Linked DNA regions of Mus musculus: regions 1, 2, 3, 5, 6 and 7 are each linked to region 4. Evidence: chromatin loops called from intact Hi-C (ENCODE). Cell type or tissue: heart. All regions are shown on one strand. Region 1 has its middle 17 kb from the start of Gm24667. Region 2 overlaps Emp2 (epithelial membrane protein 2). Region 3 overlaps Ciita (class II transactivator). Region 4 has its middle 81 kb from the start of Rpl39l. Region 5 has its middle 3.4 kb from the start of Tekt5. Region 6 has its middle 36 kb from the start of Gm24667. Region 7 overlaps Atf7ip2 (activating transcription factor 7 interacting protein 2).

Region 1 (4,000 bases), 170 kb before region 4:
AGCCTGGAAGTGGAGCTTCCTCTGGGTTTTGTGGGACTGGCTGCAGAGTTCAGACCCAAGGTCTGTCTGCTTTTTTTCTTTTCTTTTTTTCTTAGATATTTTATTTATTTACATTTCAAATGTTATCCCCTTTCCTGGTTTCCCCTCCAAAAGCCCCCTATCCCACACCCCCTTACCCCTGCTCACCAACCTACCCACTCCCACTTCCCTATCTTGGGATTCCCCTACAATGGGACATTGAGCCTTCTCAGGATCAAGGGCCTCTCCTCCCACTGATGTCCAACAAGGCCATCCTCTGCTACATATGCAGCTGGAGCTCTGGGTCCCTCCATGTGTACTCTTTGGTTGGTGGTTTAGTCCCTGGGAGCTCTGGGGGGTACTTGTTGATTCATATTGTTGTTCCTCCTATGGAGCTGCAAGTTCCTTCAGCTCCCTCAGTCCTTTCTCTATCTAGCTCTTCCACTGAAGCATTGGGGACTTTGTGCTCAGTCCAATGGTTGGTTGAGAGCATCCACCTCTGAATATGTCAGGCACTTGCAGAACCTCTCAGGAGACAGCCATATCAGGTTCCTGTCAGCAAGCACTGTTGGCATCCACAACAGTGTCTGGGCTTGGTGACTGTATATGGGATGGATCCCCAGGTGGGGCAGTCTCTGGATGGTCTTTCCTTCAGTGTCTGCTCTACACTTTGTATCTCCTCCCATGGGTATTTTGTTCCCCCTTCTAAGAAGGACCAAAGTATCCATATTTTGGTCTTCCTTCTTCTTGAGCTTCATTTGGTCTGAATTGTATCTTGGTATTCCAAACTTCTGGGCTAATATCTACATATCAGTGAGTGTATACTATGTGTGTTCTTTTGTGATCACTAAGGATGATAATTTCTAGTTCCACCCATTTGCCTATGAATTTCATGAATTCATTGTTTTTAATGGCTGAGTAGTATTCCTTTGTGTAAATGTACCACATTTTCTGTATCCATTCCTCTGTTGAGGGACATCTGGGTTCTTTTTTGCTTCTGGGTACTATAAATAAGGCTGCTATGAACATAGTGGAGCATGTGTCCTTATTATATGCCCAGGTGTGGTATAGCTGGGTCCTCTGGTAGTACTATGTCTAATTTTCTGAGGAATTGTCGTACTGATTTCCAGAGTGGTTGTACCAGCTTGCAATCCCACCAACAATGGAGGAAGGAGTGTTCTTCTTTCTCCACATCCTTGCCAGCATCTGCTGCCACTGAGTTTTTGATCTTAGCCATTCTGGCCAGTGTGAGATGGAATCTCAAGGTTGTTTTGATTTGCATTTCCCTGATGACTAAAGATGCTGAACATTACTTTAAGTGCTTTTCAGTCATTCGGTATTCCTTGGTTGAGAATTCTTTTTTAGTTCCGAACCCCATTTTTTAATAGGGTATTTGGTTCTCTGGACTCCAACTTCTTGAATTCTTTGCATATGTTGGATATTAGCCCTCTATCAGATGTAGGGTTGGTAAAGATCTTTTCTCAATCTGTTGGTTGCCGTTCTGTCCTACTGACAGTGTCCTTTGCCTTACAGAAGCTTTGTAATTTTATGAGGTCCCATTTGTCGATTCTTGATCTTAGAGCATAAGCCATTGGTGTTCTGTTCAGGAACTTTCCCCTGTGCCTATCTGTTCGAGGTTCTTCCTCACTTTATCTTTTACTAGATTCAGTGTATCTGGTTTTATGTGGAGGTCCTTGATTCACTTGGACTTGAGCTTTATTCAAGGAGGTAAGAATGGATCAGTTTGCATTCTTCTGCATGCTGACCACCAGTTGAACCAGCACCATTTGTTGAAAATGCTGTCTTTTTTTCCACTGGATGATTTTAGCTCCTTTGTCAAAGATCAAGTGACCATAGGTGTGTGGGTTCATTTCTGGGTCTTCAATTCTATTCCATTGATCTACCTGCCTGTCACTGTTCCAATACCATGCAGTTTTTATCACTATTGCTCTGTGGTACTGCTTGAGGCCAGGGATGCTGATTCCCCCCCAGAAGTTCTTTTATTGTTGAGAATAGTTTTCGCTATCCTGGGTTTTTTGTTATTCCAGATGAATTTGAGAATTGCTCTAACTCTATGAAGAATTGTTGGAATTTTGATGGGGATTGCATTGAATCTGTATATTGTATGGAGTCATGAGGGCATGGAGGCATGAGTGCATGGGAGAATAGGGTGATGGGGCCATGGAGGCACGAGGACATGGAGGAATGAGGGCATGAATGTATGGGGTCATAGTGCCATTATGACATGGAAGTATGAAGGCATGGGGGCATGGATAAATGTAGGCATGGGGTCATGGGGGCATAAGGAAATGAAGCCATGTGGGCATGAGGGCATGCATCATGGGGTCATGGACACATGGAGGCATGTGGGCATGGGCGCATGAGGGCAGGAGGACATGGAACCTTGAGGACGACATGATTGTATGGGGTCATGGTGGCATGAGGGAATGGAGGCCTGGGGGCATGTGGGCATAAAGGCCCCTCGGGATTGGGGGGAGGCATGGGGCCATGGAGGCATGAGGGCTTGGAAGAATGAGGGCATGTGCACGAGAGGCCATGGGGGCATGAGGGCATGGAGGCATGGGGCATGGTGGCTTTGGGGCATGGGGGCAAGAGTGCATGTAGTGGGATGGTGAAAGATCTGTTTTCTGGTGGAGTTTGGTTTAAACCCAGAGACCCAGCAGGTGTTCCTGCAAGAGATGGAAGACCCATTTGCCACGCTCACAGACACTAGGCTCCCAACAGGAGGCCCCACCAGTTACCTGGCAACAGCCTGGTATGTTCCTCCCCACAGTTGCCTGGCAACAGCCAGAGAGGCCTGGCCCACTGTAAAAGGGGTTGTTTGTCCCCTCCTCTCTTTCTTACTCTTGTTTCCCACTTGCTTCTCTCTTGCCCTCTTGCTCCCCCTCTCTCTGCATTCCTTTCCCTTCCCTCTCCATGTGGCCATGGTCAGCCTCTACTTCCCTACTCTCTTCCTCTCTATGCCTTTCTACAATAAACGCCTTAAAACCATGGTCTGCCTCTTCTCATCAGGATCCACTGTGCTAGAGCAATGGAGCAGGTCTCCCTCTAAAGAATGGAGCCATGTAGGCATGTGGGCATGAGGGTATGGTGGCATGAGGGCGTTAAGGCAAGGGGGCATGGAGGCATGGAGTCATGGGGGCATGAGGGTTTGTAGGCATGGGGGCACGAGTGCATCGAGGCAAGGGGCCATGGAGCCATGGGGTCATGGAGGAATGGGGGCATGGAGGTGTGGAGGCAAGTCCTTATCCTGCAATTAGAGCCCAAATCCAAGAATGTATACTTTTTAGCATAAGCACCTTCAAAGTGCCCATTCAACTCTCCTTGTGTTTGAAGTCATCACAGTTTTGAGGGGATTCAGATGCTAGTTCATCTGGCTTTGCAGGGTATTTAGCCCAGTGATAAACTAGTACACAAGAAGGGGACAGGTGACAATGACAGATGCATATAAGTGAAAGAGTTAGCTGTTTAAACCTAAAAGCAGAAGCACCACTCTAGAACAGAATACAGTTAGAAGCCCAAGTCAGCAGACGTGCACTTAGACAAACTCTCCTGGGAACCTTCTTCAGACCGTGCTGAATGAAGTACAAGTGACTTCATCGATTTTTTCCTTAACTTTTTTTTTTTTTTTTTTTGATTTTTTTCGAGACAGGGTTTCTCTGTATGTCCTGGCTGTCCTGGAACTCACTTTGTAGACCAGGCTGGTCTTGAACTCAGAAATCTGCTTGTCTTTGCCTCCCAAGTGTTGGGATTAAAGGCATATGCCACCACTGCCTGGGTTCATCTATTTTTTTTTTTTGGTTGTTGCTACCTTTGGACAGGGTCTCATAGTGTAGCCTAGGCTGTCCTCAAACTCATGATTCTCAAGTTTCAGCCTTCTGTATACTGGAGTACTTCCTTTGTGGTTGAACACCCTGGTTAGTGGCCTTGTAATCTGGTCTGGATTGTCCCACGTGTGCTT
Region 2 (4,000 bases), 190 kb before region 4:
TCCTGGAAGAGTGACAACACCCGAGTCCCAGGAGCTCTGTGATGGCAACCTTCTCCCTTGAACACCCTTTTCCATTTTTGAGCATCGAGTTGGAGAGGTGATTCTGGGACAGGGTGTGTATATTTGTGTTGTTTAAACACATTCACATGTAAGCTGCCTGAGGGGAGGGGATGTTTGCCTCTAGCTCAGTCCCAGTGGAGCTGGGGGGATGATGAGTCTGAGTGGCTTTAGGGCCATCATTGACACCACCTCAGTACAAACGGACTCCCCTCCCTTCCTCCCTCTCTTCTATCCTCCTTTCCTTCCTTCCCTTAGCAGGGCTGCCAAGGTGATATGGGACAGCGACAGGGCAAACGATCACCTGTTGCCTTAATGAACTTTCCACAGCTCACTGCTGGCTAGGTCGTAGAGTTTCTCCTTGTCTTGTGAGGCCCAAGGAAGGAGGCCAATCTAAAGTGTCCTCCATACCTTCCCCTTGGGGGCTTTTCTGTAATACTTGTTTAAAAATTGTTCTGATGATCATGATGGAAACAGACAGACCACCTTAGAACCAGAGGCCTGAAAGCCTGACCTGACCAGCACAGATTCCCACTTCAGAACCCCAGGGCTATGGAAGTGCCCTTGTCCAACGCTATGGGAATAGTCCTGTGGGTTGTCTCTGCTTGCCACTGTGGCCAGCATTCCAGTGCCTACAGCCACCTGTGCCTACAGCCACCTGTGCCATGAGAAGTGCCTCTCCTGCTCTATGCCCTGCATTTGGGATGCTAAGAAGAGGTGAGGGTGTGAGCGAGAACAGATCCACCCTTCTCCTAGGTAGGATCAGCTCTCAATTGGTGCTTATCACTAGTTATCAAAGAACAGCAGAGACAGCTGCGTTATCCAAGAAGCAAGTATTAGGACCAAAACCTGTTACTGTATTTAAAGGAACTTTAGTTTGCGTATCTTACATTTTTATAAAGTACTGTAATTCAGGGGGTGGGGTATGCAACAGAGACAGACTAACCCATGTTTGTCATTTGCATTAAAATTATTTTGGGTCTCTGTTTAAAGAATTTGGATAATTGTATGGTGTTTGTTTGTGGTCCGGGATGCAGGGGAAGCAAGATTCTTCTTGCCCCTTCCTACCCTCTGCTAATGCCCGTGGGCCTGGTATACCTGAGAAATGGGCTGACATTCTAGAATGTTCCCTATAAACTAAAGCTGGATGTGGACCTACTATGCCCAAAGACAGACTCACTACACACAACCACTCCCTCCGCAGGAGCTTCATCAGTAAACCCACCCAGGTGGGGTTACTGGTGGCTGGCACTTTTTGGTGCCTACTTTGTGGGTTCTTTCTTTCACCCTTCTCTAGCCCTTTTCCTCCACCCCTTCAGCCCCTTAAGGAGAGGAAAGGGTGATGGTATCACTAGACTACTTCCTGATGATTAAGAGCATCAAATTCTTTTCAGGGAGCTTAATCTTCCCTGTAAGAATATTTTCTTTTTCTTCTTTGCTTACCAGTGACCAACAGCAACCAACAACCCTCACTGCCTCTCAGGGCCATAGCATTTATATACCCTCTGAAAAGTTCAGAATTCCAAATACTACACAATCACAGAAACAAGCTGCAGCTGACAAAATCATGTCCCTACCAGAGCATGAGGCAAATCATAGTCAGCTGCTGTGGACAATTTGAAGCAGCCCCATATCCCAGACCTGGGATTAAAGGAGAAACATAATATTTCTGTTTTTCAAAGACACCAAAAAATTCCAAAATTGTCATTTATCACATAGCAAGGCAGAGTTTTGTTTCCCAAAAGCAGATATGGCAGGAAAGTGCTATGGAAGCTGAGAAATGAATGTTGACTCTTGTTTGGAGACAGGTATGGGTTTGGGAGTAGCGGGATTTAAGGTGTGTGGGGGGGAGTGGGTGGTACGTAATGAGGGGCAGGTTCGGGAGCAGGGATTAGATACCCAGTCGGGCATTAGATACTCAGCGGTCTGAGGGGGTGGTTGAGCACACCCTTGATGACATGAGGGGTGGTTATAATCAGTTCTTGTCCCATGGTGATCTTATCTGCGTCCTTGACCAGCAAAGCAGCAGCTGCCGCAATATGCAGGGAAGCTGGCCATCCTGATGCAACAGATTCCAATTTCTTAGACAGATAGGCCACCACTGGCCTCTTCCAAGAGTCAGTACTCTTTTGGCTATGCCTTTGTTTTCACCCACATACAAGTGGGAAAGCTTATTGATGTCTGGCAGGGCAAGTGCTGGGACCTCATCTAGTGCTTCCTTGAGCCCATGAAAAGCTTTGCCCATCTCCAAAGTCCAGTTTAAGGTACTCTCCTGCCCCCTGGTGGCATCATAGAGAGGCTCTGCAATCTCCGTGAATCCTGGTACTCAGTCTGCAGTCCTGATGAAACCAGGAACTCGAATTTGATGCCAGGTCTTGAGAACGGAAATGTTGAGAATCGTTTCTTTAGCCTGGGAGAGCAGACGTTGCCCCCTCCCTTGAGTATGTTCTGGAGGTATGTTACCTCATTTTGGCAGAGATGTGCTTTTTTTTTTTTTTTTTTTTTTTCAAACACCAAATATCCCATCCGGTTTAGCTCTCTGACTGAGCAAAGGACACCAGTTGCCAAACGGTAAGTCTCTTTGTCTGGGGCAGCTACAATATACTGCATTGATATACTGCAAGAGAGTTATTTGGGGGTGGGCTTGCTTGTACTCACCCAGGTCTTCAGGCAATGCTTCATCAAAGATGGTAGGCGAGTCCTTGAATCCTTGTGGCAGCCTGGTCCACGTTAGCTGCCCATTGAATCTGATCTCTGGGTCGCTCCATTCTAAAGTGAACAAAGGCTGACTAGCCGGGGCTAGTGGCAAACTAAAGAAGGCACCCTTAAGATTCAATATGGCATAGACATCTCCCTTGGGAGGCAAACTGTTCAGTAGGGTGTAAGGGCACCATGGGATAAATATCTTCTACCCTGTTATTGACTTCCCTTAAGTCTTGCATGAGCTGGTAGCCATTGGAGTGAGGTTTTCTTACTGAAAAAAGGGGTGTGTTCCAGGCAGATTGGCAAGGACCCAGTACCCCCTGCTCCCAGAGTCAAATTATGTGTTGCACTATTCCCAGTCTTGCCTCCCTAGACTTGAGGTATTGGCACCCTAGCTGGGCTGGCATTGACCGTTAGCTGCACCAGGATTGAGGCACAATGCCTAGCCAGCTCCATGGGATTTTTTTCTCAGCCCATACCCCTGGGATTTCTTCCCATAACCTCTCTAGATATGGGTCCTTATTAATGTCTGGAGGAGATATGACATAGTTTATATTCTTCTAATGCCACAATCAGTACATGTATTTTTATTCAGGAACTGTACTCCCTCAGGGCTGAAATGGATCTGCACCCCCATTTTGGTTAGGAGGTCTTGGCCTAAGAGCAGATATGGGCAGCCTGGGATCACCATAGAAGAGTGAGTTACACGTCCCATTCCTAGATCTACTTTCCTTCAGGTAGTCCATGAATATTGATCAGTCCTAGTAACCCCTTGGGTCCATGATTTTTTTTTAATTGGATAGGGATCTCATGGGTTGTTTCAGGATTGAATGTGCCCTGATAACTACCAGGAAATCTATTGGCTTCCCTCTACCTTTAGGTTTACCCAGGGGTGAGCCCCGACACCCTCAGTCAGTCAGTTCTTTTATCTCCATCTTGGAGCATTCTTTCTTCCAGTGGCCTGTTTCTCTACAGTATGCACATTGATTCTTTTGGAGACAGGGCCTCCACTCCAAATGAGAGAATGAGATTGTCCACCCTTTCTGGGAAGGGTCTGCTTCCCCCCTCCTTTTTCATATGCTATATTCTTCAACTCATGGGCATCAGACCTCTCTCTTCCAGTACCTGCTAGAGGCACCTCGGCGGGTTCCCTAGTCTACCTATCCTCTAGCGCCTCCCTGTTGTTAAAGACATTTTTTGGCTCTAGCCATGCGCTTACCTTCAAATCCTCCCAGTTGCT
Region 3 (4,000 bases), 430 kb before region 4:
TAGGAAACTGAGGCAGAGGGATTACAAATTAGGCCAGCCTAGAATACATGAGACCCTGTCTCAAATTAGAACTTAAAAAATGTTTATTATATGTGTGCATGGATGTTTGTTTATTATATGTGTGTGTGTGTGTGGGGGGGGAGTGCTTTGCCTTCATGGATGGCTGTGCTTCATAGGTGCAGTGCCCAAGGAAGCCAGAAGAGGGCATCAGATTCCCCTGGGACTGGAGTTCACAGATGGTTGTGAGCTACCAAGTGAGTGTTAGAAATGGAATTCAAGTTCTCTGCAAGAGCAACCAGTGTTCTTAACTGTGGAGCCATCTCCACAGCCCCTCAAAAACAGAAAGTTAAGAAGGCTGGGGTTATAGCTCAGTAGTAGAATGCTTGTCCGGTATATATGAAACAGCTCTGGGCTTCATACTCAGTAACACACACACACACACACACACACACACACACACGAGGAAGGGAGAAAGAAGGGAGGGGAGAGGGGAAAAGGAGAGGGAAAGAGAGAGGGGGTAGGAAAGAGAGAAGAGAGGAAAGAAAGAAGGGGGAAAGAGGGGAAAGACTGGGGGAGGGGAGAGAAGGAAAAGGAGAGGGAGGGGAGGGGGAGAGGGAGGGGAGGGGGAGAGGGAGAGGGAGAGAGGTCTTTCTCAGCCCAAAGCATGGAAATTATAAGGGGAGGAGCTTCCCAGGTTCAAAGACGTGCCTCTTCCTATCCAGTCTACTTCCTACCCACACGGCTGCTCATTTGTAGAACTGGTAGGAGGGGGTCACTGTAGGGAGAGCAGGTAGGCTCTTGGTTTATGCTGTGGGCTATGCATCATTCAGGTCTCACAGTGTGACACAGAAACTGCTCAGGGCCAAATGAGCTACCACAGAAGGTGAGTTGGGTTGGCCACAGGAAGAAGAAAACCTGGAAACTCTGGGGACTTTGTAGTTGGAATGAATGTATTCAATATTATGAAATAGCAGTAAGCCATTTAAGTCCAGTAAGACCTACTATCATCGTCTGGTCACTGCAGGTACCGTGTGTGTGTTTGCCATATAGGTGTATATGCAGACAACACACACACACATACATACACACACATGTACACACACACATACACACACAGTATTTTTTTAAAATGTAAAAGGGAAAAGCAGGCTGAGCACAGCACTCAGTACTCTCTGCTTCCCGGCTGCAGATGCAATGGGACCGGTCGCCTTCACATTCCTGCCACATGCCCTCCCACCATCATGGGCTGCACCTCACACTGTGAACCCAAAGAACCCCTCCCTCCCTCCCTCCCTCCCTCCCTCCCTCCCTCCCTCCCTCCCTCCCTCCCTCCCTCCCTCCCTCCTTCCTTCCTTCCTTCCTTCCTTCCTTCCTTCCTCCCTTCCTTAGGTTGTCTTTGTTTGGTATCTGGTCTCAGCAACAATAGTAGTTAGTATGCCTTCCTGGCCCACAGGCACCTGCCCGTATGACCTAGACTTTCCTGACCTCCAACCCCCGACCCCCAAGACACCCATGTTAGGGAATCCTATACACTTAGCACAACCTAGTTTAGGTAACGAGTACACACATTATGAATTTTGCAGGGCACAAAGAGGACCTGCTTGGAAGGCTGTAGGAGTGGCTGCCTCAGTAGAGGTGCATAGCAGACACCTCTCCTAGACTTGGGGAAGGAAATCCTTTCCTATATGGCTAGCCAAGAGCTGCTACTGCTGAGCTGAATGGCTGGGGCTCTGGGCCAAATTCAGTTCCCTCTCAGGCCCCTTAGTACCAAAGACTTGCTGAAAGGAATTTAGAAGTTGGAGCTGCTACACCAAGGTCTTCCAGAAGGTGGCAGTGTGAGAACTAGCTGGAATAGTGGTGGACAGCCCAGAAGCCAGCACTGCAGGGCTTTCCAGTGGGCTCTTCCTTGGGTAAAGGGCAACCATCTACTACTGCTCACTAGGGATAGCGCTGGAGTATGACACATGATCCATTGACATGGTTCATATTTTACAGATGAAGAAATAGAGACTTGGAACTAGTAAGCGACTTGCCCCAAGGCTGTGGTGATGTGCCACAAAGAGCAGCAAAAGGGGGTCCTATACCCCCCTCACCCCTACCTCCCCCCAGCCCCACCCCACCCCCATCTCCCCAGCCCATTCAGTGGGGGGTACCTCACTCACCTCAGCCTTAGGAGGGACTTGGCTAGGGCTGGCAGAGCTTCTGCAAGCTTGCAGGCACCCACATCAGTGATGTTGTTTTGGGACAAGCTAAGGAGACACAGGGAGGAGAAGGTCCAGGACCTAAGTGGAAGGCTCTCCCTTCCTCACCGGCTGGAAACTCGCTGCTTCACAGGGGACTGTAGCCACACAGCCATGATAGCCAGCCCTGGGAAGGGTCATGGGTAATGAGGATGAACCTACAGAAACCACTCACCAATATGAAGGGTTTGTTACAGAGAGAGTGGGCTGGCAGGGGAGGGGAGAGGTGGGAGCAGAGAGAGAGGTCCTCTCCTCCACCTGCTGTCTAATTTGATAGTGCCTTTTCCCCTAGGGCTATCTTCCAGCTCTACATACAGTAGGTACTTAATAAATGCTCATGTGTCCGGGAATAGAAAGGAAGGAAGGGGGAGGGAGGGAGGGAGGGAGGGAGGGAGGGAGGGAGGAGCTGTGTGAGGGAGGACTGAGAGGAGGGGGCGCCATGATCAGGATGTAAAGTAAATAAACAAATTAATATTTTTTTAAAAAAGGTCAGAAGGAGAGTGGAGAAGGGAGGGAAATCTATCTTGTGGTATACCTGGACCATTGTAAATTATAGAGACATTACACATCAGGAAATGTACACATGAATCCTTGGGTATTTTCAGGCTTCTTAACCTTGTTTATAAGATGGAGTGTTGACAGATTTTTTAAAAAATGGTTTATTTGTTTTGTTGTGGGAATTGAACCTAGGGCCTTGTGTGTCCTAGATAAGTGCTTTATCATCACTATGTTCTCAGTGCTTCTATATTATTATTATTATTATTATTATTATTATTATTATTATTATTATTATATTGTGAATTAGAATTCCTAGAAAGACTCTGTGTCGCAGAGACTGATTGAAAGATTGTGGAGAGGTCGGGAGAGGCCCAAGAACAGCCAGTCCTTACCCACCTCTGTGTCAGAAGTGTGGCTGGTGGATAAAACCTCTTGGGCTCTATTAACTTAGCTGACCACTAGCTTCCACCAATCCAAAAGCTAAGACTGCCCTCAGATGACATCTTGGGCCTGTAGAAAAGCTCCCCCTACTTGGTGTACCTGCTTCTCTCGGGTTCCTACCAATATATTTTTTGTTTTGTTTTGTTTCTTGTTTTTCGAGACAGGGTTTCTCTGTGTAGCCCTGGCTGTCCTGAAACTCTGTAGGCCAGGCTGTTCTCGAACTCACAGAGATCCGCCTGCCTCTGGCTCCCAAGTGCTGGCATTAAAGACATGCACCACAACTGTCTGGCCATGCCAATGTATTTTATATGGCTATCTTTGTTCTTTAAAACTATAAAACTTCATGGAATTGCCTCCATGTTGGAACATGGAGTCTGAGATTACCTAGATCTGTGTTTCTGAGCCACGGTCACTCAAGATGGCTCCCAAATAAACTCTTAACCGCTTTAGGAGGAGAGCAATGTTTCTGCATTGACATGCTTTTACATGAGTTCTGGAGACCAAACTCTTATCTCCCGGCATGTGCAGCAAGAGCCTTTACCCTCTAAGGCATCTTATTGGCCCCTTTTACATCTTTTGTTCTGAAACAAGGTGTCATGTAGCCCAGGCTAGCCTTGAACTCAAAGATCCTCCAGCCCCAGTCTCTCCAGCGCTGGGATCACGGGTGTATCATGTCCATCTCCCACACACCCATTCTACCTTAACTTCCCAAAGCATAAAACAGCTAAAGACAACTTCCACCGCTCAGTGTTTCCACTGCTAAGCCCCAACCTATCCTGTCTCTTCCAACATCCCAGAACAGTTTTCATGCATTAAACTTT
Region 4 (4,000 bases):
ACCTAATTTCTTTCTCAGCCCATTTATCCTTTATATAAAGGAAGGCTACTGATTTGTTTGAGGTAATTTTATATTCAGCCACTTTGCTGAAGGTCTTTATCAGCTGTAGGAGTTCTCTGGTAGAATTTTTGGGGTTTTATATATATGTATATGTTATCATTTCATTCACAAATAGCAATACTTTGACTTCTTTTCCAGTTTGACCTCCTTTTGTTGTGTAATTGCTCTGGCTACGACTTTGAGTACTAAATTGAACAGATAGTGAGAGAGTGGGCAGCCTTGTTTTGTCCCTGATTTTAGTGGAATTGCTTTAAGTTTCTCTCCATTTAGATTGATGTTGGCTATTGGATTGATGTATATTATTTTTATTACTTTTAGGTATGTGCCTCGTGTCCCTGGTCTCTCTAATGCTTTTGACATGAAGGGATATTTTGTTGAAGGTATTCTGAGCATCTAATGAGATGATTGTGTGATTTTTTTTCTTTCCATTTGTTTATATGGTAGATTACATTGATGGCTTTTTGTATATCAAACCATCCCTGAATCCTTGGAATGAAGCCTACTTGATCCTGATGGATGATGTTTTTGATGTGTTCCTGGATTCGGTTTGGGAGTATTTTATTAAGTATTTTTGTATCAATGTTCATAAGAGAAATTGGTCTGAAGTTCTTTTTCTTCCTTTTAAACTTTCAAACCTGTTTTTTTCTATTAAAAAACCTGTCCTAAGAACAGATTGGCACTGAGCAGTGGTGGCAATTGCCTTTAATCCCAGCACTTGGGAGGCAGAGGCAGGTGGATTTCTGAGTTCAAGGCCAACCTGGTCTACAGAGTGAGTTCCAGGACAGCCAGGGCTACACAGAGAAACCCTGTCTTGAAAAACCAAACCAAACCAAGCCAAACCAAACCAAACCAAACCAAACCAAACCAAACCAAACCAAACCAGACCAAACCAAACCAAAAGAACAGATTGGCATCACAGTTTGGCTCCTGAGTATTCTGTGATCCTGACTGATCAGTCTTGGGGTGTGTATTCAATAAACTATTCTTGATTAGCTGAGACCAGTGTTTGTATGGTTTGTGTGGCTATTCCTGAACCCCCCAAATGGTTGTTATTTAAAAACATTTGTTTTCCTAGTAGATCTATATCTTTCTGTCTATCAATTTTTAATGAGTTGCATCTATGTTATATGCACATATACCCTAAACAATAGTTGGATCACATATACAGTTATCCATGTATAGATAGATTTTTTAATGATAACCTTTTTGTTATAAGTTGAAAGCCAAATTTTGTTGCAGATTATATAGATCTTAAACTATATCCAAGGAGAAACTTACAAATCCTTAGATAAGAGTTTACACCACAGTCTAAAATATTTTCTATTTTCTTTTAGAGAGCAGATTAAAAAGAAATTAGAGATAAAAGATTTGAGAGTGGGGATGCAGAACCCTCAGGGCTGAGTGAGTTTAGATATGAAATATTTCAGAATCATTTGTCCGTGGCAGTGGGAATTTGGAAACCAGGTGTGCCAGTTTCTGGCCTTAGAATGGCACCAAGACTGATGTAATAAAATCCAAGTTCATGAAGGAAGAGAGAGCATGCTTAGTTTAGTGCAGTCTGGCTGCAGAAAGCCAATCACATGGTACACGTGGTAGGCTATAAGAGCCAGTGCCACTTGTAGGTCACAGCAGGCTACAGAACTAGTCTCTAGAACTTGGAATCAAATTCACAGACAAATGCTTCATACATATCTCAGGAGTGGTTAGATTAAGGACTTGGTCGGAGCAGCCATTAAGGTGGGGCACAGGTGTGTGTGTTTCGTACAAGCAGATAGAAGGTTTGGGAGCCAAGTCTTCGGAGACAAGGAGATCTCTTAGCATGACCATCCCTGCTAGTAGTACTTGAGCTATAGAATATTGATTCTGAGCAAAGGAACAGGAGCGTGGTCCCCCCCCCCCCAAAAAAAAAACCGGAAATAAGGAAGTTCAGATTAATTGCCTGTACTCCGGTAGGAATTTTCAGGATCAGGGGGCATATTGAAGTCTAGAGTGCCCTCTGGTGGCCATTTAGACTACCTACTGAGGCCAGGCTACGGAACAAAGGAAAATCAGGCATTATGGGCACAAGGTCTGGGACAGCCACAATTTGAATAAATTTTGCTGCAGGTACCCCAGGGGCGTCTGAGGATTGGGGTTTACACTCAGTGGTGACCATTTTCCCAGCATGTACTAGAGACCCAAACGATGGCGTTCTATGTGACAGCCTTGTATCAGTTGTCTCTGGATCCAAAGGTTCCCCGGAACATAGATTGTCTTTGTTCTGGAACTGGCTTGCTCTGGCAAGGTTGGGGATTGGCAGGGGATCGACCCAGAAGTTATCTGGTATTTCTAGGCAATGGCTAGGAAAGAATGGGGAGCGGAAAGGCTTATCCCGTTGAAAGTCGATCACATCAGACAGAGAGAAAAAGGGGTGGGGGGCGCGCCACATGGCTGGGTTGGCCTGGCTACTGGGCTAGGGGCTCAACATCTCCCAGGACTTCAACACCAAGAAAATAGGTTTTCTCTGCTGACGAAGTAAGCCAGTTCAAGCTAGATTGAAAGCATAAAAGCAGGTGTATTGAGGAGCAGCTCTTTGTACGAGTTCACTCGTCCCCAGGAATTGGGCAGGGGCAGAAAGAGAAGAGAGATTACCCGAAAGAGAGAATGGAGAGGGAGGGAGGGAAAGAGGGAGAAAGAGAAAGAGACAGACAGACAGACAGACAGACAGACAGACAGAGACAGAGAGACACACAGAGAGACATAGAGAGACACACACACAGAAACACACAGAGAGATACACACAGAGAGACACACAGAGAGAGACACACACAGAGAGATACACACACAGAGACACATACAGAGAGAGACACACACCAAAAGAGAGACACACAGAGACACACAGGGAGAGAGACACAGAGAGAGACACACAGAGAGAGACACAGAGAGACAGAGAGAGAGAAAAGGACAGAGGGAGAGAGGGAGGGAGGGAGGGAGGGAGGGAGGGAGGGAAGGGGGAAGATCTAGCAGCACATACTAGGCACACCAATTGGTGACAGGTGATAGAATTAGCAATTGCTAACTAATTTCAGTGGAATTGCCTATATATTAATAGGGTTAATAGGGTTTGAAATCCAACATGAACCACCATCTCTGACTATAAAATTATGTTTGTTAGTTTGAGACAGGATTTCTCTGTGTAGCCCTGGGTGTCCTGGAACTTGCTAGCCTTGAAACAGAGATCCACCTGCCTTCAGAGTGCTGGGATTAAAGGTGTGCTGGGCTATGAAATTTTGTTTTGTCGCATTATTAAGGATCTGGCTTTATCTGAATGGTAGCCCCTGAATGGTGGTGGGCCTCCTTGGGGCACTAGTGTTGGGGTTTGGCTGGGTCTTCCTCCTGTAATTGACAATACAGTTTGTTGTGTTTCATTTACTTTTTCATCTTTAAAAAATATAGATATAATTCTAACAATATCTCACTGAAAGAAATTGGAGCTGGGTGTCCAGTGTTTGCACAGTAACCCTGGCACTGAGCTGGGTGTCCAGTGTCTGCACTGTAACCCTGACACTGAGCTGGGCGTCCAGTGTCTGCACTGTAACCCTGACACTGAGCTGGGCGTCCAGTGTCTGCACTGTAACCCTGACACTGAGCTGGGCGTCCAGTGTCTGCACTGTAACCCTGACACTGAGCTGGGCGTCCAGTGTCTGCACTGTAACCCTGACACTGAGCTGGGCGTCCAGTGTCTGCACTGTAACCCTGACACTGAGCTGGGCGTCCAGTGTCTGCACTGTAACCCTGACACTGAGCTGGGCGTCCAGTGTCTGCACTGTAACCCTGACACTGAGCTGGGCGTCCAGTGTCTGCACTGTAACCCTGACACTGAGCTGGGCGTCCAGTGTCTGCACTGTAACCCTGACACTGAGCTGGGTGTCCAGTGTCTGCACTGTAACCCTGACACTGA
Region 5 (4,000 bases), 310 kb before region 4:
GGTCTAGGTTTTCGGGTGTGTTGGGGTGCCCTGGACTGGGCGAAGTGGGAGTGCTGGGTTCTGATGATGGTGAGTGGTCTTGGTTCCTGTTAGTAGGATTCCTACGTTTACCTTTCGCCATCTGGTAATCTCTGGAGTTAGTAGTTATAGTTGACTCTGTTTAGAGATTGTTCTTCTGGTGATTCTGTTACCGTCTATCAGCAGACCTGGGAGACAGATTCTCTCCTCTGAGTTTCAGTGCTCAGAGCACTCTCTGCTGGCAAGCTCTCTTACAGGGAAGGTGCGCAGATATCTTGTTTTTGGACCTCCTCCTGGTCGAAGAAGAAGGCCCAAAACAGGGCCTTTCTCAGAAGCTGTGTTGCTTTGGCAGTTCCCAGAAGCTGTCAGCTTCTGTGGTGCAGACTCTCACCTGTGCAGACTAAATTCCTAAGTTCCAGGGAGTCCCGGAACCAAGATGGCGACCGCTGCTCCTGAGGCTGAGGCCGCCTCCCAAGACAGGCGGACACCTGTCCTCTGGTCCGGGCGGTGGCCGGCTGGGCTGTCTGCGGCCCGCCAAGGGTGCTGCCTCAGCGGCTCTGTGCTTCCGCCTGTCCCAGAAGCTGTCCGGTTCTCTGGCGCACCCTCTCACCTGTTCAGACTAATTTCCTAAGTTCTGCTGAGTCCCGGAACCAAGATGGCGACCGCTGCTGCTGAGGCTGAGGCCGCCTCCCGAGCCAGGCGGACACCTGTCCTCTGGTCCGGACGGTGGCCAGCTGTCTGCGCTATAGTTTTTGTTATTTTAAAAATTAAAAAAAGACATGAACCCAGAGCTTGCAAGGAGCAAGGGTCCCTCACCTTTGTAGTTAAATAAATTTAGCGTTATAGTGAAAGCTGTGGAGATCAAGCCCTGCTCTTTTATTTACAGAGGGGAAACTGAGGCCAATGTCAGAAAGCTACACCAATCACACTGCAAATGTCTGGATCAAACAAGGCTAGAAGCCGAGGCATAAAGGATGAAGAATCAGCTGCTGGTTCAGCTGGACAGGTCTGGTTAAGGCTTGCTCATCGTAGGGCTGGAAAGATGACTCAATAGCCAAGAGCTCTGATTGTTCCTACAGAGAATCCAGGTTCAATTCCCAGCACCTATGTGGCAGCTCACAACCATCTGTGACCCCAGTTTCAAGGGGTCACACACCCCAACACCCTCTTCTGGCTTCCAAGGGTACCAGAAATGCATGTGATACACAGATAGACAGACAGACACATAAAATAAAAACATATAGATCTTAAAAAAAAAAAAGAAGAAAGAAGAGAAAGATGAGAAGGATTCAGGGTGCAACAATGTTGTTAGGAAAAAAAAAAGCAATGTGAAGGAAGGAAAGCGTGCTGCTGGTTAGGCTGTCCAGCAGGAAAAGGCCCTTGCTCTCAAGCTAGAGAACGAGAATTCAAACACAGCACCAGAGTGGGAGAAGAGAACCCACTCCAGCAGGTTGGTCTTTGACCTCCATGTGTGCACTGTGACACCTGCAGACCCTGTCAGCATCCACAAACACATGCATATGGGTCAATCCTAGAATCAGCCAGCAGGTGGCGCTGCACCCCGGTCTATCATCAAAGTAATCAGGCAATGGAATCAAAAGGAGCTTAGTGGGTAGAGAATTTCCTATTCCTTCCTTTTGGATTTTGAAAACAACAACAAACTGTGTTCTCGGTGTGTGAATGTTTCCACCCTCTAGCACACAGCAGACAGCCGTGGCAACCTCGCCTATGTCCTTGTCAGCTGTGGGTGGCTGCCAACCTTCCCTTTCTGCTTTGACTTCATATTACCTACTAGGTGCTTCTAGGAAAGGTTCACCAAGACTGAGCTTCAACCATTGCTCCGTCATTCCCCACTCTGCCCAGGTCCTTGGAAATACCTCCACATCAATATTAACTAACCGTTGCAGCCCAGGGCGACAGACAGTTCCACCCTCTGGATGGGTCATCAGCCACACCTCTGGGATCTGCCCCAGCTGCTCTGCCAGGGCCACCATGTGTCTCTGCTGTCTCTGTGCCCCTAATGTCCTCTGAGGCCTGCTGTCGCTCAATGCCCAAGTAAGTGTACAGAGTCTTTGCAGGGCATCTGTTTCGAGATACCTCTCATGAGTGACATCACACTGAGGAGATACCGTGGTGTAAGTCTGCAGACCAGAGCCTACTGCTTTTCTTACCCCACCCCATGGAAAGGACATATTGGAATATGTAACACAGCAGTCCACCCCATGTGGCTAATAAATGCCATTTCTCTACATTCTGGCTGCTCATCTGCACTCCTTATAGGGAACTGAGAAGAAAATCACCATTAAGCCTCAAACGTTGAATGTCCCTGAAAGCCTATGATGAAGGCTTGGTCCCAAGGGTGACACTGCTAAAGATGGTAGAGCCTAAGGAAAGGTATTTAGTGATGGGGGAGGGGCTGTAGTTGAAGAAGAAGGTTACAGCTCCTGCCTCCTCTTTCCTCTCTTTGATTCTCTGCTCATGGTATAGTACTATTCCTCTACCGCATTCTGGCCATGATGTGTGGCCTTCTCAGGGCACAGTTTGTCAGGAACCCAAAGCAGGGGCTACTTAATTACAGACTGTAAGTGACAGAATTATGAGCCAAAATGAACCTTTTGCTGATCCATTAACAGCCTCAGGTATTTTGGAAACGAACTGATACACCTGTGAACCAGAGCCACAGAAAGCCAGGTTTCTCTTTCCCATTCCCAGAGAGGGTAAGGACCGACACAGCAGTACTCTTCCCAGTCAGCACTGTGTTGTTGTTACTCTCAGTGATTAAGGGTGGAGGGAGTTTCTCAGTGCAACAAAATTGTCATAGAATAGGATGAAACACATCCCAGAGAGGTAAGGCTCTCATTCTAGATGTTTGATATTGTACACGGTGCTGGAGGTTTAATTATAAAGAAAAACAAGTGTGGTGTCAGCTTCCTGGAGCTCAAAGTCTTCCCTCTATATTTTAAAATTCAAGCACAATGAAGTATAATTTATGAACAATTTACTTAAAAATTTAAAATTACACACACATTGTGATTGTTTGTATATGCTTGGCCCAGGGAGTGGCACTATTAGAAGGTGTGGCCCTGTTGGAGTAGGTGTGTCACTGTGGGTGTGGGCTTTAAAGACCCTCATCCTAGCTGCCTAGAAGCGAGTACTCTGCTAGCAGCCTTCAGATGAAGATGGAGAACTCTCAGCTCTGCCTGAACCTTGCCTGCCTGGATGCTGCCATGTTTCCACCTTGATGATAATGGACTGAACCTCTGAACCTGTAAGAGAGCCCCAATTAAATGTTTTCCTTATAAGAGTTGTCTTGGTCATGGTGTCTGTTCACAGCAGTAAAACCCTAACTAAAGCATATATGCATATATATATATATAATTTGTGTGTGTGTGTGTGTGTGTGTTGTGTGTGTGTAGGGGGTGCATACATGTGCCACAAAACTTGTGCAGACATCAGAGAACAGCTGGCAGAAGTTATTTCCCTCTTTCTGTCACATGGGTCCTGGGAACTGAACTTGGGTCATCGAGTTTAGTGGCAAGTGTCTATCCATTGAGCCATCTCATTGGCCCTGATTCATTCAGTTTTACTAAAGTGTTCTATGGGGGTTGACAAATATGAATAGCTGGTCAATCTCCTCTACAATCAAAGATACAGAGTATCATAGTTTGGGTTTCCATTGCGGTGAAGAGACACCACGACCAAGGCAACTCCTGGGACAACATTTAATGGGGGCTGGCTTAGAGCTTCAGAGGTCCAGTTCATTGTCGTCATGGTAGGAAACATGTCAGTGTGCAGGCCGACCTCGTGCTGGAAAAGGAGAATCTTGATCTGAAGGCGACCAGGAGAGACTGTCTCCTCCTCACGGGGCAGAGCTTGATCTGAAGGCAACCAGGAGAGACTGTCTCCTTCTCTGGGCAGAGCTTGAGCACTAGGAGCCCTCAAAACCCACTCCCACACTGACACACTTCCTCCACCAAGGCCA
Region 6 (4,000 bases), 190 kb before region 4:
CTGCCTGACATACAACACCCCCACAGGGGAGCTGGTTGGAAATGGATAAAGCATTCAAAATCAGAATAAACTTCTGGGGCAGGAGGTCATCAGAGTGTGAGAAGCTGAACCTCTGATAGCTTAGTTCTCCTGATGCTAGAATGGGAAATAATTGGGGGGGGGGGGAGAGCTCTAATGAAACAGATTCCCCAAGTTAAGGGAGACAACAGCTTCCCTGGCTAATCCAGAGGCTCCCAGACCCCATTCAATATTCACAGATCCATCTGGTCTCAGCCCACATTATTCTTGGGTGGGATAAAATGGCACCAAAGTCATTTTCTCCTTCCTCTATTTCTTTGCCTTTTTCTAGCCCACATGCCTAGACGGTATCTGCTGTCTCCTGTCTCCATAGCACTCATGCCCTGATGGGAGATGGGCTCCAAAAGTAGCCATGTTGTTTTGTTACTATCATGGCAGGACAACCCTGTCAGGGTAGAGCTGACCCTGTCACTTGGCCACTGTAGTGGCTATTCCTGGTTGTCAACTTGACTATATCTGGAATGAACTACAATCCAGAAATGGAAGGCTGACCTGTGATCCTAATCTGGAGGCTGGGAGATACAAGTTTCTGACCTGGATCTCGGCATGGAGGTCTTGAGGCATAGTGGTTATGAATCCCAGAAGATTTAAGACAGGGAGATCTCTGAGTTCAAGGTCATCTGGGACAAAGCAAGTCCCAGGTCCAGGAGTGGTCACACACACCTTTAATCTGGGCCACACCTTCTGCTGGAGACCTACATAAGGACACTGGAAGAAGGAAGATCTCCCTCTCCCTCCCCCTTGCCCCTCTCCCTCCTCTCTGTCCCTTCCCCCTCCCCTTCCCCCTTCCCCCTCCCCCTCCCTCCCTTTCCCTGCTTGCTTAGTGGGACTGAGCAACTGCTAGATCCTTGGACTTCTATTCACAGCCTCTAAGTCATCAACAAATCCCCTTACTATACAGAGACTAGTCTAGAGAACCCAGACTAATACAGCCACCATCTGGGTTCCTGACATCATCAAGATGGTGGTGATCATATGATTTCACTGCTATCTTGGTTAATGCACCACATGACATCAATCAACTAAAGTGGTGTCCCCTGTAAACCTTGCTGATACCACTGAGAGCTACCTGAACCACAGGCGTACTACGGTCACACCCCCTGACCCTCTTCCTTTTCCTTTCTGTTTTTCACTTTGCCTGGTGAGATCATGGAATCGGAGACCCGGAAGAGACTGCAACCTGGGTGTGTATCACCAATGCCAAGGTCAATGTATTTTTATATTAGACTATAGAGGTTAACAACAGACCTCAAAGGTAGGTTTCGTTTTGTAAATTTTGACATATTGTTTTACATGCTGTATTTCCTGGTTTCTAGGCCTTAGGAGTTTTTCCAGCCGGTGTGCTCCCCAAACTAGCCTGCTGTCAGAGGGAGCCAACACTTGGAATTGTAGACTTAGAGAGCCTCTGTGAATTTGCAGCAGCCCAGGGAGAATTTGGGAAAGTACAATTCCAGCTGGAGCTGAAGGTTTGGTGGCTCACATGCCAGACAAGCTGCCAGTAGGGGGCGGCCACAGCAGTGGAGGTAGAGAGTGGGCCAGAGGTGCGGCTGTGCTGCCTCTCCGTGCCTGCTCCTGATTGTCTATATCTGGCTCAGACTATTCCTTTTCCCCCAGACTCCTGTTTGCTGTTTGTTATTTACTTCTCTTTCTGCCCATTGAGCCCTGGGTACCCTGGCTTTTGTATTTAAATATAATGAAGATGAAGAAGAAGAAGGAGAAGGAGGAGGAGGAGGAGGAGGAGGAGGAGGAGAAGGAGGAGGAGGAGAAGGAGGACAAGGAGAAGGAGAAGGAGAAGGAGGAGGAGGAGGAGGAGGAGGAGGAGGAGGAGGAGGAGGAGGAGAAGGAGAAGGAGAAGGAGAAGGAGAAGGAGGAGAAGGAGAAGGAGAAGGAGAAGGAGAAGGAGAAGAAGGAGAAGGAGAAGAAGAAGAAGGAGGAGGAGAAGAAGAAGATTTGTGCCTGTGTGTGTGCGGGTGGCACATATGTAACCATGTAATCACTCTGAACCACTGGCCCCCTCCCCACTTTGCTTTTGCTTTTTTGTTACAGCTCCATGGGCAGAGTCTGCTGATCCTGTGCTCTCCAAGGTCTTTTAACTCCGCCTTCATAGGGTTTTGTTTTGTTTTTTTTAAGTACATTATTTACTTGATATCTGATTCCAGCTTTCCTCCCTTCTCTCCTCCCATTCCCTCTCCCTCCCCACCATTTCTCTGGCCTCCCTCCTTTTCTCCTCTGAGAAGGGGAGGCCTCCCATGGATATCAACAGGCCTTGGCATATCAAGTTGCAGTAGGACTAGGAACATCTTCTATTGAGCCTAGACAAGTTAGCCCAGTTTGGGGAAAGGGTCCAAAGGCAGGAAGCAGAGTCAGAGACAGCTCCTGCTCCTGCTGTTAGGGGTCCCACATGAAGACCAAGCTGCACATCTGTTACATATGTGTAGGGGGCCCAGGACCACCCCCTGCATGCTTTCTGGGTGTTGGCTCGGTCTCAGTGAGGCACTATAGGCGGAGGTTAGTTGGTTTGGTAGGTTTTCTTGTGGTGTCCGTCATACTAGAAGGGTTCCCCTAGCTCAGTTCTGTCTGTTGTAAACATCAATTTGCTGATGTCCTGCTGGGTGTCTGCTGCTTCTCTTTATCTGCTACCCGCACTCTTCAAAACTGGATTAGTCAAGCTTCTTTAAAGGAATAGGACCGATAGAATATGAACGTCACCTTCACATCCCTTTAAGAAGACAGCACTCAGCATACACACTTTGCCCTCATCTCATCTCTCTCAGGTGCCAGTCCAGGTCGTTCTTTCTTCTTCACACCTGGCTATTACACAGATAACTACCAGCACACTCTTGGGGGTCTTTTAGATGGGCCCATTGGAGGACTGCCCTGACTGCTACACCTGGAAAAAGCCAGACTGGTTGTTGACCTAGTTCCATAATGGTAGTTAGAGTTACCTCTGAAGGGTAGTCATTTTAAAGATGTAAAGAGAAGTTGAAAGGGATTTTCTTTTTCTCTCAAATATAGTTAATCCAACAAATACCCTCCCACTCTTCCCCTCTGCCGAGCATGTCAGGCTGTGGAGCCCCCATTATGGGATGAGAGAGGCATTCTTTACCTATGTCAAGGATAAAGACAGAGGCCATCTTGGTCCTGCTTGCTGTCAGCGTTCGGGTTCTGGCACACCCTTTTTACAAAAAAAAAAAAAAATTGCCTTCCTGAATTTTCCTTTGTCCTCTGCTGCCAAGATTGTTTTTTCCCAATCGAATGGTTCATGTTGTCATCTCTGGGTGATTGTCCATAGGGAAAGCATTCCCCACTCTCACAGACAGCAGACTAGCTTCCACAACCTTAATGGCTTCGGATATCCTTTCACGTATACTGGACCTGCAGTGAGCTGGCAGAGTCTTATGTCATTCAGGTACAGATTTCATGAAAAGGCAAGGACACAATGTGGCCTGAGGTTAAAGCCCACCAGCCCTGAGGACTTTAGCCCATCTGCCTGAGGGGGTGGGGGGTACTCAAGGGAGGCTGCAGTCAGGAAGATCAAGGCAGAAAAGCTACAGCAAGATCATTCTAGGCGAAATTCAGGATGCAAAGGCCAAAGCATTGGGTATCTACATGGAGATCCGGGGAGGAATTAGGCTGGATAGAGACTTCAGGTGAGATATGTGCTCTTTCAGCTGCAGAAAAAGACACTTCTGCCACCTGGCGGTCATGTGTTAGAATTGTTCTCTTAGATAAAGACTTACTGCCCAGTGTTGTTCTCCACATCAGTGCCTATTTCAGTGTCTGGCAAAAGATATCCCATAATCCTTTAATGAATTAACCCTTAAAAAATGGGTGGTAATATAGCTTAGATTTCCTGTGGTCTTTAGCATGTCATAATTCTTTCAGCTGGCAAGAGGGCTCAGTGGCTGAAGGTGTCTGCTGT
Region 7 (4,000 bases), 120 kb before region 4:
GATGATAATACTGTTTTGATGCGTTTTTGAAGTCTTCTTATTTTTACCTAGAAGAAAGAAAACTAAGTGAATACCAAAACAGAGTACCAAATACTACAAAAGAATGAAAACAAACTTGACCAAGTAGTCTTATGAAATGCAGGCATCTACACAAATAAATGAAAAGGTTTTTCTTTTACTTCATTACTTTTTGTTTTTGTTTTTTTTTAATGTTTTTCAAGACAGGATTTCTCTGTGTAGTCCTGGCTGTCCTGGAACTCACTCCGCAGACCAGGCTGGCCTTGAACTCAGAAATCTGCCTGCCTCTGCCTCCTAAGTGCTGGGATTGAAGACATGTGTCACCACTGCCCGGCAACTTTTCATAATTCTAGACTCTAATGACCCCCTAGCAGGGAATGTCTTCTATTCTTCCATTCTCTTAGCTAGCATCTTTACTTTTTAAATGCATTTATTTATTTATTTATTTAATTTATTATTTGTAGGTATGGTCTTATGTATTTCAGGGTGGCCTTGATAGGGTATGTAGCCAAAGATATCTTTGAATTCCTAGTTTTCCTGCCTCTATCTCTGGGTAATCAAGTTGTACATAAGCATACCCTGTTTATATTTGTTGGGGATCAAACTCAGGACTTACTACTAGCTATGCTAGCACTACAACTTAGCTATATCACCAGCCCCAGTGATAAATTCTTACATGGTCATCATCATTTGCTATCCATGGAGGAATAGTTCCAGGTTCTATAGATACAAAAATCTGCAGATGTTAAAACCATACACACATCCTCTTGTGAACTTTAAATTATCTTTACTTACAGTGTCTATCTAATACAACAGGAATGTTACTATAGAGTTGTTACACCATACTGTTCAGAGAATAATGACCAGACAAAAAGATGGTATATGTTTAACACAAACACTTTTTCCCTGAATATTTTCAGTCTGTCTATATTGGTGCATGCCTTTAATCTCTGCATTAAGGAGTCAGTGACAGGCAAGTCTCTGTGAATTAGAAGCCAGCCTAATCTACATAGTGAATTCCAGGATGGTGAGGTAGTTGGAGCTATGTAATGAGACTACATCACATTAAAAGGATGCAGCCTGCAGTAAGTATAGATACAGAACCCAAAATGTAGAAAACTGGTAAGTGACAATCGGTTACATAAGATAGTTAAGAAGGGAAGGGGCTTGTTCTGGTGGTACATGATTGCAATTCCAAAATTAAGGGAACTAAAGCAGAATGATATAAGTTCAAAGTTATCCTAGACTGCATATAGCCAGATCCAACCTCAAAAAATAAAACTGGAAACTTTGTCTGTAATAAAATTGATGTTGGTCAAAAATGTCATAAATCCTAGAAATCTTTTTTTTTCCAAAAAAAAAGGCAAAGTTTGAAAGATCTTAAAATAAATTATGTAGGTTCTAATAAGACACATATCAGAATGGAAAGAAAATGCTTACATACCACAGATAACCCTCAATGAATACAGCATGCCTATTAGAACTAAGACTATTTCTCGAATCTTAAACTAATTGGGGCTTCTTTTATTGTAGTGATTCTCAATCTGTGGGTCATGACATTATGACAGAAAAAAATTTACAATTATGAAGTAGCAACAAAAGTAATTTCATGGTTGGGGGTCACCACAATATGAGGGACTATACTGAAGGGCTGCAGCATTAGGAAGGTTGAGAACTACTATTTTATTGCCTCCCTTTCCCAACATGCAGCATATAACCACATTCTACACATATTAAAAGGAAGAAAACGAAATTAGAAACTTACAAAGAGTTCACCAGCTATTGCTTCATGTCTACTCTTGCACTGGGTCTTCCCAATGCGTTCATTCAATTCATTCAGTTTTTTATCAAATAAATTACAGTTTATCATGCAAATCTCCTGTCGAATCCAATGTTTAACCTAGAATTTAAATAAAAGCCAAAACATACAAGTTTCAGATTTTAAAACAATTTCACTTACTACTTTTTATTTTTATGTTTTGTGTGCATATATGCATGTGCTACATTGCAAAGGCCAGAAGAGGGCATCAGGTTCCCCTGGAGCAGGAGCTAACAGATAATCATGAGGTGGCATGTGGGTGCTGGAACTTGAGGGTCTTCTAGAAGAAAAGTCATTGTTTTAACCTCTGAGCCATCTCTCCAGTTCACTCCTACTTTTTTGAGACAAGACTTTTTCACTATGTAGACCCAGTTAGTCTGTAGTAGACCAGACTAGCCTCAACCTCAAAGAGATCCATCTGCCTTTGTATCACAGGTGCTAGACTAAAGGTGTGTACCATACCCAGCTTATTTTCTACTGCTTAGAAGCTGCTTTACTCTTTCCTGATGTTTTATAATGAAAAATTACTGCACATTACTACACCAGTTAAGTTTTATAAAAATTGGTATTAAATTTTGCACAACAATCTAATATTTGGCACATAAACATGTTAAAAATTAAATTCATCTTCAAAATGTTGACTTCAATTCATATAGTTCCAGTTGACTACTGTTTCCAATAATATACATTTATCACACAAATAACAATCAGACTCATCAAAACAGAACCAGAATACAGTTATTTCACTAGAATTGAAGATTATACCCACCCACCCACACCAGGCCTTTGTTTGTTTTTGTTTTGTTTTATTTCTATGAGACAGGGTTTCTCTGTATAGCCCTGTCTGTCTGTTCTGGAAGTCACTCTAGAGATGTGTCTGGCCTCAAACTCAGAGAGCTGTCTACCTCTGCCTTTCTTAAGCACTGAGCATTAAAGGAATGGACCACTATGCCTAGTCTGAAGTTATATTTCATCTCATAATTGATCAGACAGACAGGCCACATAGAAATACATAATTGGGCAAAAATGAAGACAAGAAGTATACTTAACAGTGTTAAAAATCAGTTTACCTAGGTTAGTTTGGAAGAGGAGGTATGTATGTAACTTGCATATATCAAGACTCTAAAATGAACTACAAGGTTGTCTGAATCTATGAAATAGTAAACAATTGTAAGGCAATCAATAAATAGCTATTGCTGCTGATCAAAAAAAAACCCATGACCAATACAAAATGTTGGACTGTAAGTAAAGCTCAATGTTTGTCTTACACATTTGGCAGCCTACTAAATAAAAATTCCACCTCCTTCTACAAGACATTTACAGACATGTAATTGAGTAGATTACTTAGACTAGAATCATTCCTGAAAATAGAAATATATTGGTAATGTAAATCATTTTTCTCTTATTGTAGTGATGGTTTGTATATTCTTGGACCAGGGAGTGGCACCATTTGGAGGTATGGCCTTATTGGAATAGGTGTGACCTGGTTGGAGTAGGTGTGTCACTGTGGGTGTGAGCATAAGATCCTCATTCTAGTTGCCTGGAAGTCAGTCTTTCACTAGCAGCCTTTGGATGAAGACATAGAACTCTCAGCTCTGCCTGCACCATGCCTGCCTGGATACTGCCATGCTCCCACCTTGATGGTAATGGACTGACCCTTTGAACCAGTAAGCCAGCCCCAATTAAATGTTGAGTTTTTTTTTTTTTTTTAAATAATACTTGCCTTGGTTATGGTGTCTGTTTACAGCAGTAAAACCCTAAGACAGAAGTTGGTACCAGGAGTGGGGTATTGCTGTGATAGGCCTGACCATGCTTTTATTTGAAAGAATGTGGATTTGGGGACTTTGGATTTGGAAAGCAGTGGAATGCTTTAAATGGGGCTTAATGGGTCAGTCTAGTAGGAATATGGAAGACTTTGTTGCTGGGAGTAATTTGAACTGTGTTGACCTGGCCCAAGAGATTTCAAAGGAGAATTTCAGAATTTGGCATAAAGACTGTTTTTGTGATATTTTGGTGAAGAATGTGGCTACGTTTTGCCCTTTGACTGAAAAGTCTGCCTGAGGCTAAGGTGAAGAGACTCAGATTAATTGCATTGACAAAGGAAGTTTCAAAAAAGCCCAGCAGAGACTTTGTTCTCTGGTTAAGTCTTATAAAGAGAAGTTT

What was found. Peaks named below come from ENCODE experiments on the same cell type or tissue, not always from the same donor. Only the 100,000 strongest peaks of a DNase experiment are listed, where the experiment ranks them.
Region 1: a loop joins it to region 4, with 2.5 times the contacts of the local background. A loop is called at or near these places in 6 of 42 quality-filtered maps.
Region 2: a loop joins it to region 4, with 4 times the contacts of the local background. A loop is called at or near these places in 10 of 42 quality-filtered maps.
Region 3: a loop joins it to region 4, with 15 times the contacts of the local background. A loop is called at or near these places in 20 of 42 quality-filtered maps.
Region 5: a loop joins it to region 4, with 8 times the contacts of the local background. A loop is called at or near these places in 23 of 42 quality-filtered maps.
Region 6: it touches region 4 in a loop (11-fold over the local background); 14 of 42 quality-filtered maps call a loop at or near these places.
Region 7: it touches region 4 in a loop (4-fold over the local background); 7 of 42 quality-filtered maps call a loop at or near these places.

The regions. Positions count from the first base shown.
Region 1 is chr16:10,252,991-10,256,990 of GRCm38, reverse strand. No RefSeq gene overlaps it. Among named protein-coding and RNA genes, the nearest start is that of Gm24667, 17 kb to the right of the region's middle. In heart, no CTCF peak of the experiment used is centred here; no DNase peak of the experiment used is centred here.
Region 2 is chr16:10,278,805-10,282,804 of GRCm38, reverse strand. Emp2 (epithelial membrane protein 2) reads left to right here. Exons shown (of 5, transcript NM_007929.2): 5 at 1-1,056. Among named protein-coding and RNA genes, the nearest start is that of Emp2, 33 kb to the left of the region's middle. In heart, a CTCF peak has its summit at 2,341 (motif pointing left); a DNase peak (open chromatin) is centred at 2,324.
Region 3 is chr16:10,519,217-10,523,216 of GRCm38, reverse strand. It overlaps Ciita (class II transactivator), which reads right to left. Exons shown (of 19, transcript NM_001302618.1): 15 at 2,163-2,249. Among named protein-coding and RNA genes, the nearest start is that of Dexi, 22 kb to the left of the region's middle. In heart, CTCF peaks have their summits at 201 (motif pointing right) and 1,816 (motif pointing right); DNase peaks (open chromatin) are centred at 197 and 1,806.
Region 4 is chr16:10,086,984-10,090,983 of GRCm38, reverse strand. No RefSeq gene overlaps it. Among named protein-coding and RNA genes, the nearest start is that of Rpl39l, 81 kb to the left of the region's middle. In heart, a CTCF peak has its summit at 2,076 (motif pointing left); no DNase peak of the experiment used is centred here; H3K27ac peaks cover 327 bases.
Region 5 is chr16:10,396,903-10,400,902 of GRCm38, reverse strand. No RefSeq gene overlaps it. Among named protein-coding and RNA genes, the nearest start is that of Tekt5, 3.4 kb to the right of the region's middle. In heart, a CTCF peak has its summit at 1,559 (motif pointing right); a DNase peak (open chromatin) is centred at 1,552; H3K27me3 peaks cover 124 bases.
Region 6 is chr16:10,272,230-10,276,229 of GRCm38, reverse strand. No RefSeq gene overlaps it. Among named protein-coding and RNA genes, the nearest start is that of Gm24667, 36 kb to the right of the region's middle. In heart, CTCF peaks have their summits at 1,577 (motif pointing right) and 3,773 (motif pointing left); no DNase peak of the experiment used is centred here.
Region 7 is chr16:10,207,052-10,211,051 of GRCm38, reverse strand. It overlaps Atf7ip2 (activating transcription factor 7 interacting protein 2), which reads right to left. Exons shown (of 11, transcript NM_153123.2): 4 at 1,784-1,918; 5 at 1-47. Among named protein-coding and RNA genes, the nearest start is that of Atf7ip2, 16 kb to the right of the region's middle. In heart, a CTCF peak has its summit at 2,028 (motif pointing right); no DNase peak of the experiment used is centred here.